Linked DNA regions of Homo sapiens: region 2 is linked to region 1. The links are chromatin contacts, found by Hi-C or POLR2A ChIA-PET in ENCODE. All regions are on one chromosome and are shown on one strand. The core of a region is the stretch at or near the end of the contact, and the rest is flanking DNA. Distances in the headings are between cores, read along the strand shown.

Region 1 (5,067 bases), core at 1,036-3,535:
GAGGATAAAATAAGACAATGTACTTACAACACAATCTAAGTGGTAGCTACGACTCAGTAAATGTTGGCTCTGAGAACACCATGGCTGCTACAGCCTTCCCTATTCAGCTACTATCCCACTACATGATGCCAGGGGCCCCACTGTGGCCAAGCGTCTGAAAGATGCTAGTGAGCCTAAGTAAGAGGAAGTGAGGGCAAATGTATTGCAGTTTTTTACTCAACAAGGTATACATGGAAATTTAGGGAAACCCTGGAAGCTGATAGCCCTTTGGTTCTCTGCTCAGCAGTTTTACTCCAAAAAACCTTATGCTGAAAACGTGTAAGAGTACATGACAAACCGCTCTGTCCAAAACTAGAAGAGGTTTGTTAAGGTTTCTTTTCTGTTTCTTCCTAAATTTAAAGGTTTCTGAGCACCTATATACCAGGCATTCCAAATGGAACAACAACCTAGCACAGGGGGTGGCGTTACAATCATTTAGAAATTACTCTTCTGAGGCTCAGAGAGCCCAAGCAACTTGCCTGAGATCACACAGCTAGTTAGGATGCAGAGCCAAGATTTCGATATGCCTCACCTCCTGACCTAAATGTCCATGCACTTTCTCCTCCAAGGTGAAATCTTGCATCTTTCCTGCTTAATTTTAAAAACATTTTTTATTGTGTTGAGGCAGGGTCTCACCATGTTGCCCAGGAGGGGAGTGCAGTGGCACCATCATGGCTCATTGCAGTCTTGACCTCTTGGGCTCAAGCAGTCCTCCTGCCTCATTTTTTTTGTTTGTTTTTTGTTTGGTTTTGTTTTTTTGGAGACGGAGTCTTGCTCTGTTGCCCAGGCTGGAGTGCTGGGGCGTGATCTCGGCTCACTGCAAGCTCCGCCTTCTGGGTTCACGCCATTCTCCTGCCTCAGCCTCCTGAGTAGCTGGGACTACAGGTGCCCACCACCACGCCCAGCTAAGTTTTTGTATTTTTAGTAGAGACAGGGTTTCACTGTATTAGCCAGATTGGTCTCCATCTCCTGACCTCATGATCCACCCACCTCAGCCTCCCAAAGTGCTGGGATTACAGGCGTGAGCCACCACGCCCAGCCCCTCCTGCCTCATTTTTAATTTTTGTTGTTGTTGTTGTAGAGATGAGGTCTCTCTATGTTGCCCATGCTGGTATCAAACTTCTGGCCTCAAGTGATCCTCCTGCCTTGGCCTTCCAAAGTGCTGGGATTATAGGCATGAGCCACTGAGCTTGGCCTAATTTTAAAAACTTTTATTCTGCAATAAACTCAGATTTATAGAAGAGCTGCAAAAGGAGCACAAAGAATTCTCACATATCTTCAAACAGAGTTCTCAAATGTTAACATTTTACCTCCTTTGCTTTTTCATTCTCTTCTTCTGAACCATCTGAGAATAGGCGATACCCCTTTATTCTTTTTTAGACAGGTCTCACTCTGTCACCCAGGCTGAATGCAGTGGCAAGATCATGGCTCAATGTAGTTTTGACTTCCTGGACTCAACTGATCCTCCCTCCTCAGCCTCCCTAGTAGCTGGGACCACAGGCGCATGCCACCAAGCCTGGCTAGTTTTTAAAATTTTTTGTAGAGATGGGATCTCACTATGTTGCCCAGACTGGCTTCAAGTGATCCTTCCACCTCAGCCTCTCTAAGAGCTGGGATTACAGACACCAGTCACCACACCTAGCTGTACTTCTATCATATCATAGCAACAAGGTATCAAATGAGATTGATATCAAATAAGATCAACTATGATTCTAATAGTCTATGTATAATATTGTTTTATCCAATCAGTGGGAAAAAGCAATCATATTATTTGACTTTATCATTGAGTTGGAAAGAAATCCAAGAATCCAGTCTGAATTTACCATGCTGCTTCGGTTGCTTACCAAGACTGTGGTGTCTATCACGAACTTCTCGATGCTCTAGCATCTTGTTGGGTTCCCGATACAGGTGAGAAGTTGCAATATCCTCTAAGGTGTAATGCTGAAGAGGTGGAGGGGTAGGATGGAATTGGCCCCCGGGATTCATGAGGGGCACAGTGAGAGCAGGACTGTGCCGAGGAGCAGGGCTGATGGTACATACTCTCTTGGCAGGAGGCTCAGGAGCAATTGTGTCTCTATCAAAACTATTCTCTTCTCTCCTGTAGAAGAAGCAGAAGTGCGTATCTGATCCTGTCAACAAGTGTTCATGCAGACATTTCCTGAGAACCTACTATGTATTAGGTATTTTGCTACATGCTGGCATAAACAGGAAGCCTCTAAGGAAAGGTGTGACATGAGGCATGAGCTGAATTGTCTTCAAGGGCCAGGCACCTCATGTAAATTGCTGACTTATACCAGCATGAAAAAAGAGGTCAAATCCATCCATAACCAGACAGAAACATTAACCCTTATAAAGCAAAGGAGAGACTAAGGAGATGACACCGTTTTTCTGAGTTACGGGTTCAACCATACTTAGGAAAGTATTAAGGTCAAATTTGTTACTGTGGAGATGAGTTACTGGAAAGAAACTACATGGGAGGAAAAAGGCTCATATAACAAATCCAATTGTGTCTTTTTTTTTTTTTTAAAGCCAGTCAAATTAACAGTGGGTCCAATTGTGTAGTAGCAGGGTTTTCAGTCACTCAGATTCAACTGTAATAAATTTTCTTTTTTTTTTTTTTTTTTTACTTTTAAAAAAATGTCATTAAAGCCTATCCACTATTGTTGATATTGCCTTCTTTGATAACCCATAGAATATTTTGATAGCCACTCATAGGGAGTTTTCTAAAATAAATTCATATTAATTTTAATCTCAGTAAAGGTGAGTCATTGGCAAATATTAATAATTAATTGCTATACTTTTTCAAAACTTCTCAGATCAGAAAAAAATGCGTTTGACATAAAAGGCATTTGGCAGATTGTATTTCTTTTTTTTTGTTTTTTCTTTTCTTTTCTTTTTTTTTTTTTTCCAATTCTTTCTACAAACAGCATCAAGGAAAAGGCAGAACTGTACTCCTGAGGCTTCTGGAACAGTCGACCCATAAATTCTCTAGAGTAGAGTTTCTTACCGGGTGTGCAGGCATCTGAAGAGTTCCCGAAAAATACTCATGTCTGGAAGCTACTCCCATAGATTTTAGATGTATTATGCAGCTAGGTATTGGAATAAAGCAAAAATAACCACAGAAAGTCTGAGACATTGGGCTGGGCATGGTGGCTCACATCCATATAATCCCAGCACTTTGGGAGGTTGAGGCGGGCAGATCTCTTGAGCTCACAAGTTTGAGACCAGCCTGGGCAACATGGTAAAACCTCATCTCTCCAAAAACAAACAAACAAACAAACAAACAAACAAACAAACAAACATTAGCTGGTCATGGTGGCACGTGCCTGTAATCCCAGATACTCAGGAGGCTGAGGTGAGAGGATCGCTTGAGCCCAGGAGATGGAGGCTGCAGGGAGCAAAGATTGCACCACTGCGCTCCAGTCTGGGCGACAGAGCCAGGCCTTGTCTCAAAAAAAGTTTGAGACATTACAACCACAGCAATCAAATTCTCTCTCTTTTATAAGCAAAGGGGAGGACCAGTGCGGTTCCAGGAAGGCAAGGACAGCAAAGCTCATCTGCTCACCTCTCTGGACTGGGCCTCTTCCCATTTCCGTGCACCTCCATGAGCAACTCTGACGAGTCAGCAGGCGATGCAATGCTTGTGTTGAGCAGAAGGTGTTCGTGCTGAGCCAGGTACTGGGATGGGGTCTGCTTGGCCGCCCGAGCGCAGTGCAGCAGTTCCCGCTGCAGCAGGGGCAGGTTGGCCTTGAAAGGAAGAGGCAGTTTTTCCAGTGTTAGGCCCTACACAAGAAGGCTCAGCACCTCAAAGGGCTTTCACAAAGCAGATGATACAAGATAAAAGCCTTTCTCTCCTTGGCAGTCTGATTTTCAAATGCTTCTTCTGTGAGTCAATGATATCTCTTATACTGCACTTGAATTACTGGTTCAATTGTCTCTTGCCCCAACCAGATGTAAATATGCTTAAGGAAGAGATTGTACCTTATTTACCTTTGCAGCCTAGTATACAGTCAAAGCTCAATAAAGGGTTGTTGAACATAATAATTTTAAAACATACGCTTCTGAAGACTTTAGTCAGTGAGAGAATTACTACTGCCTATGTGGGAGTCATTCCAAGCCCTGGTTTCTCTCTTCTGGACCCCAACTCATCTCTGATAGCACTACTCAACCTTCCTTCCAGCTCTGTATAAAAGCTGCAACAGAATTCTGGAAACTGTGATTATTCTGAAACATGGGAGTTTGAAAAGGAGCACTGGGAGTGATGTAAAATGTAAAAAGATAATTCATTAAGTAGGTATTTTTCTGTCTCTCATACTTAGAAAACCTGCAATAGGAACAAATCACATTTTAAAACCCTATACATCTTTAAAAGCTCAGAACTCGATCTCTTTCATATACAGAATTTACTTTTCCCATTTTTATTAAAAAAAACATAAAGTAGAAATTATATTTTTCTCACCAAATTTAAAAGCAATGCAGGCTGGGCTCATAAGCAAAGGCTTAATCCCAAGGGACAGATGAGCAAGTGAAAGGAGAGTTTTAATACATGCAAGTAGCCATCCCTTCACTGAGGGTTAATTTAGCAGGCACCATAATTAGTGACTGTTTTAAAGCAGAAATAAATTGACAAAACCCCAAATGCTAGCCAAAAAGCTGCCATAACAACCTACCTCATGCTGTTTTCCAAAATAACAGAGTTAAGAATAAGGAATTTGACTATATAAAACTCTTTTAAAGTCTGTTCTATAACCTCAATCTTGTTGCAACTGTAAAAACTTAATTGAAAAAAACACCATGTCAGATCTTTACACGGCTGACATGTGTCCCATGATGAATAAAAAACATGCTAATTATTTCCTATTAACACAAATTTCACAAATCTTTCTTGATTCTAGAGTCTTGGGGAAATAATTGTCTACCAGCTCTGACATACATAAAGGAGACCAAGATAGAACCAGCACAGCTGTTTCAGGGCTCAAAAAGGCACCACAGGCTGCTCAGAGCAGCCGAGGCTTCAATGCCATTAGA
Region 2 (5,067 bases), core at 1-2,500, 38 kb before region 1:
CAGCGGCTGCCGCTTGTCCAGGGGGAGAATCAGCACGATCCTGGTCTGGGGGTGGAACAGGGGCGTGAGGCGGGAGAGCGCGCTAGGGCCGAGCCCACGACCCGGGGCCGCTCCGCGCTTCTCCTGGGACCCTCGTCCACCCGGGTCCTGTCGTCCACCCGGGTCCTGTCATCCTCTCGTGCACAGGGCTGGAGGGGACCCCTGTCCAATTCAGGCCGCGGGGAAGCCCGCCCTTCCCTGCGTGGCGCCCCGGACTCCGCCTCCTTTCTGGAAACCCTCATCCATCCCAGGCTGACTTCCTGAGACCAGCTCCGTCTAAGTTTATGAGATCCCTTCCAGGCCCTATGTCAGGGGCTTTCAGCACCTCCCACCCCCGCCTGGTCCAGGGCTTCTGCTCATTTGAGAGGGAGACAGGGAAGTTCTGAGCCTAGGAGCTGAAGAGAGGACACTAGGGAATTCCCCCTGCCTCTAGCTCCAGTAGTACCAACTAGAACTGATTCTCCGTGTTGGGATCTCCACCCGTTCGTCCAGGGTTGGGAGAGAATCCCACTCATGCTCACCCCCCGGGGCTCTCAAGTCTCATCCACTTTCTGGTTCTGGAATCTCTGCCCTCCCTTCTGGGCTTTTTTTGTTTAAGACTGAGTCAAACAGGGTCTTGCTGTGTCCTACAGGCTGGAGCAGTGGTGCTGTCAACGGCTCACTGCATCCCTGACCTCCTGGGCTCACGTAGTCCACCTCAGTCTTCTGAGTAGCTGGGACTGCGGGCATTCACCACCACAACCAGCTAAGTTTTAATTTTTGTAGAGATGGGGCCTCCCTATGTTGCCCAGGCCAATCTCAAACTCCTGGGCTGAAGTTATCCACCCACCTTGGCCTACCAACGTGTTGGGATTACAGGCGTGAGCCACCTTGAAAGGACCCCCATCCACACCCATATGGGCTCCTGGGATCCTCATCCTTGGGAGAGATTTTCGAATTCCTCCCTCACCCCCTAGGACTTCTGCATACAAGGCCTAGACTCCCAGCATCCCTTCCCACCCACTTGTCCAGCTTTCTCTGCCCCCCAGCTGCCTCCCCAGCCCTGCTCCCCATCCCCCGCCCTCACAGCCGGCTTCTTCCGAGTGAGGTGGTTGAGGAACGATTTCCACCAGGCCTTGTCCATGTCAGCCGGCCTCTCCTTGCGGGCCTGCTTGGGTGCTTTGGTCCTTTTGTGGGAACTATAGTTTCCCATGGCAGGGCTGGTCACCACTGGGGACGATGGCCCACACTCCGTCTGCTCTGCCCCCTGGGCCCTGGCAACATTGTGACCTCACGGGCTGACCTCACCAATTGCAGGCTCTGAGCACCGCCTTCCAGGGCCCACAGGTGAATCTGGGCTCCACTCAGTCACTTCTAGCCTTGGTTTCTCAGCTGTAAAACTGGGCTAATGATCATAAATGAGGCAATGCATGTAAGGTGCTTAGTGGTGAATAGAGGGGGATTTCTGTGGTTTGGGTATGAATTTTGGCCCTGCTACTAACTTGCTATGTGACCTTAGCCCAGGTAATCAACCTCTCTGGACCTGTTTTCTCATCTGCAAAATGGGGTCAATTATGGTTCCTGTAAATTGTTACAAAGGTTAAATGAGGCCTGGCATGGTGGCTAATGCCTGTAGTCTCAGTACTTTGGGAGGCCGAGGCGGGTGGATCACCTGAGGTCAGGAGTTCGAGTCCAGCCTGGGCAACATAGTGAAACCCCGTCTCTACTAAAAATACAAACATTAGCCAGGTGTGGTGGCACAGGCCTGTAAACCTAGCTATTCAAGAGGCTGAGGCAGGAGAATTGCTTGAAGCTGGGAGGCAGAGGTTGCGGTGAGCCAAGATCATGCCGCTTCACTCCAGCCTGGGTGATACAGTGAGACTCTGTCTCAGAAAAACAAAAGACTAAATGAAATTCTTCTTGCAGTAGTGCTTGGCTCTGAGTGGGTGCTTCTGTCTGTTCTCTGGTTGAAAGCAACAGAAACTAATCATCTCAAATACCCAAAAAGGAATTTTTTGGGAAGATTTCATGGAGATAGAAACCCTGGCCTGTCTGAGAATGAAAAGACCCAGCCTCTTCTCTGTCCCTGTCTCCTAGCTCATAAGCCTGGCCCAGGAGGTCCCATCCGATGGCTGAGCTGAGGCAGGTCATGGCAGGAGATGAAGTCTCTGATGGATGGGGCTTCTGGAGTCTCCTCGGAGAGGGCAGGCACCTGGACTGCAGCTCCCCAGGACTCCCACCCTGATGCGTGTGTGTGTGTGTGGTAGGGGTTAGGCAATTCTCAGGACATCTGTGACTCCTGGGTGTACAAGTGGGCAGGCCCTTTATTGTATTACACTTGACGATAGATGGCTGGTAGGTCTGGCATCGAGAGCTTACGTGCCAGACCCTGGGCTGAGTCCTATGCAGGAATTAACTCCTGGGACGTTCTTGCAGCTCCATGTGCTGAGTTTCATCTTTCCTGTTTGATAGATGAGGAAATGGAAGCTCCAGGAACTGACGGTTGTTGAGGAGCCTCAGAATCCCATGCTGGGCCATGCAGGGCCTAGCATTTGGGCAGCCTCCCTGCCTCTCTGCCACCCTGAGAGGGGCTGGGAGGAGGCTGGCAGTGTCGGTTGGGGTCAGTGCCGGCGTGTGTGTCTGAGTGAGAATGGCAACCTGATTGTCTTTTATCAGCAGCTCCTAGTAAAAAGCACCCAGTGTTGTGTGTATGAGTGAATGAATGAATGAGTGAATACGTAGATTGTGAGTCTGGGGCCACACCACGCCATTATTTTGCCTTGTGTCAACATTGGCCCTTGGATACCTCGTGATAGCCCCCACCCAGCCTAGCTGTGGCTGGGACTCACTGGCTATGACAGTGCTGAAGGTGGTAGCCCCATCAGGGAAGGGGCCATGAGGTCCAGAGAGGCCAGGCACTTCGCTGGGCAGATGCCCCCTGTGAGTTGGCCTCACACCTCCGGGGAGGGAGGCCAGTCCCGGACAAGGAGGGATCCAGACCCTCCCTGCCCATCAGGTCTCAGTACCCTCCTGCCTGTGCCAGGTTTGCGTGCCCCTGCTCTTGGCACTGCCACCGCTGCTCTGATGGGCAAGAGGCAGGGGACCCACTCAAGAGATCAGTGCCCGGGCTGGGAGATGCTGACCGTCCCTCCTTGGCCCACAGGAGTACGAGAGGGCCTCCAAAGTGGACCAGTTTGTGACGCGCTTCCTGCTGCGGGAGACGGTGAGCCAGCTGCAAGCCCTTCAGAGCTCGCTGGAGGGGGCGTCAGATACCCTGGAGGCCCAGGCCCATGGCTGGCGGTATGTAAGGGTGCTGTCAACCTGTGGGGCTAGTGCACAAGCGCCCATTGTACCCCCATTCCAAATCCCCACAGTCCCAGCATCCTGGAGCCTGCATTTTCGGGCGGGGAAGCCATGGCAGGGTAGCCATGGCGGGGTGAAATGAGACTGGCTTTGGGGCTAGGCCTCGGAGTCCCAGGAGGCTTGTCTTCCCCACCCAGGCTTATCCCGTCCTGGGGCCCCAGTCCTCGGCCCTGTGAGCCTCACTTCCTCTAGGTCAGATGCAGAGAGCGTGGAGGCGCAGAGCAGGCTCTGCGGCAGCCGGCGGGCAGGACGCCGAGCCCTGAGGAGTGTCAGCCGGTCATCCACCTGGTCCCCCGGCTCTTCTGACACAGGTGCGCCTGGGGTGGGGTGGGAGGCCTGGCCGAGGCAGGCACCGCATCCCCCCTTCCCCCAGGGCCCGCTCCTTCACTGCCCCTCACTTCATTCTGAGCACCTGCGGGACCTGAGAGGCCCCTGCCTGACCCTGCACGGGCCCCACACACAGGGCGCAGCTCAGAGGCCGAGATGCAGTGGCGGCTCCAGGTGAACCGCCTCCAGGAGCTCATCGACCAGCTCGAGTGCAAGGTGAGGGCCGTGGGGCCAGGGCCCCACAAGGGAGGACCCTCCTGGTATCCACCAGAGCCAGGCCCATGCTGGAGGCCCGGCCCACACTCTGTGCCCTCACAGGCCCCCCGGCTGGAACCCCTGCGTGAAGAGGACCTGGCCAAGGGGCCTGACTTGGTGAGCCCAGGAGAGGGGCAAGCGGCTGGATGGCCGTGTCTGGGGGTGCTCATGAATTGGGGATTCATGGGGCCGGTTGCCCACCAACCCTCTGCAGTGCGCATGTGCCCCGCCCCCAGGCCTGGCAAGCAGGTGCCGGGTTCTGAGAACCTGCAGGAACCACCACCTTTCTCTGGGCTTTGGTTCCCCATCAGCATTTCCGAAAGCCAGGTCTGGGGCAGTGTGGACGGAAGCTGGAGGGTGGAAGGAAGTGGTGGCATACTGCAGGAGGAGGAACAGTGGCTGGATCAAGCAGCACCCTTGGAGACAGGGAGAAGAGGATGGAGACAGGGAGGCTGGGGGGCAGGTTGGCGGCAGGAACCCAGCTAAAGGGTAGGTTGGATCTGGCATCAGTCAAGAAGGCTAGGGGCCAGGTGTGATGGCTCATGCCTGTAATTCCAGCACCTTGGGAGGCCAAGGTGGGAGGATTACTTGAGCCTGGGAGATAGAAGCTGCAGTAAGCCGTGATCCCACACACCACTGCACTCCAGCCTGGGTGAGAGCAAGACCCTGTCTTAAAAAACAAACAAACAGAAAAACAGCTGAGAACCTCCTGGAGGCCACAGCCAGTCCCTCCCCTGTGCCCGGCCCCGCACCAGCTGACCGGCTGCCTCTCCCACCAGCACATCCTCATGGCCCAGAGGCAGGTCCAGGTGGCAGAGGAAGGCCTGCAGGACTTCCACCGAGCCCTGCGCTGCTATGTGGACTTCACAGGGGCCCAGAGCCATTGTCTGCAGTGAGTCCCCAGCTGGCAGGTGGGATGGCCAGTGGGGAGGGGGTGAGCAGAGAGGGGTGCTGGGGCTGGCCATCCTGGGTGGGTCAGGGTTCCCATGAGGCCCCAGGCCGGGGAGGCAGAGGTGGTGGCAGCCCTGGCCTGGCCTGCCCATCTCTTTGGCCCTACAGTGTGTCCGCCCAGAAGATGCTGGACGGTGCCTCCTTCACCCTGTA

Evidence for each region. A loop is a pair of places that touch in the nucleus more often than their neighbours do. ChIA-PET counts read pairs that join two places held with the same protein, here RNA polymerase II (POLR2A). Pooled maps may share reads with other maps.
Region 2: POLR2A ChIA-PET joins it to region 1 with 27 read pairs in CD4-positive, alpha-beta memory T cell. The contact joins the promoter of C20orf144 here to the enhancer-like site in region 1. A Hi-C loop is called at or near these places in 2 of 168 maps with a recorded cell type or tissue (Caco-2 and GM12878) and 1 of 50 pooled maps. POLR2A ChIA-PET finds 5 or more read pairs at or near these places in 7 of 52 experiments (CD4-positive, alpha-beta memory T cell, H1, HepG2 and 4 more).

What each region holds. Positions count from the first base shown.
Region 1 is chr20:33,621,834-33,626,900 of GRCh38, reverse strand. CBFA2T2 (CBFA2/RUNX1 partner transcriptional co-repressor 2) reads right to left here. Exons shown (of 11, transcript NM_001032999.3): 5 at 3,605-3,786; 6 at 1,884-2,137. Among named protein-coding and RNA genes, the nearest start is that of C20orf144, 38 kb to the left of the region's middle. Within about 2 kb of position 2,285, at least 3 of the 41 ENCODE cell types and tissues checked have a DNase peak (open chromatin) inside an H3K27ac peak, as active enhancers do.
Region 2 is chr20:33,658,510-33,663,576 of GRCh38, reverse strand. It overlaps C20orf144 (chromosome 20 open reading frame 144), which reads right to left and starts at 1,250. Exons shown (of 2, transcript NM_080825.4): 1 at 1,106-1,250; 2 at 1-45. The coding sequence starts at 1,231. It overlaps NECAB3 (N-terminal EF-hand calcium binding protein 3), which reads left to right. Exons shown (of 12, transcript NM_031232.4): 6 at 3,182-3,318; 7 at 3,574-3,692; 8 at 3,845-4,080; 9 at 4,743-4,855; 10 at 5,023-5,067. RefSeq lists an enhancer at 1-667.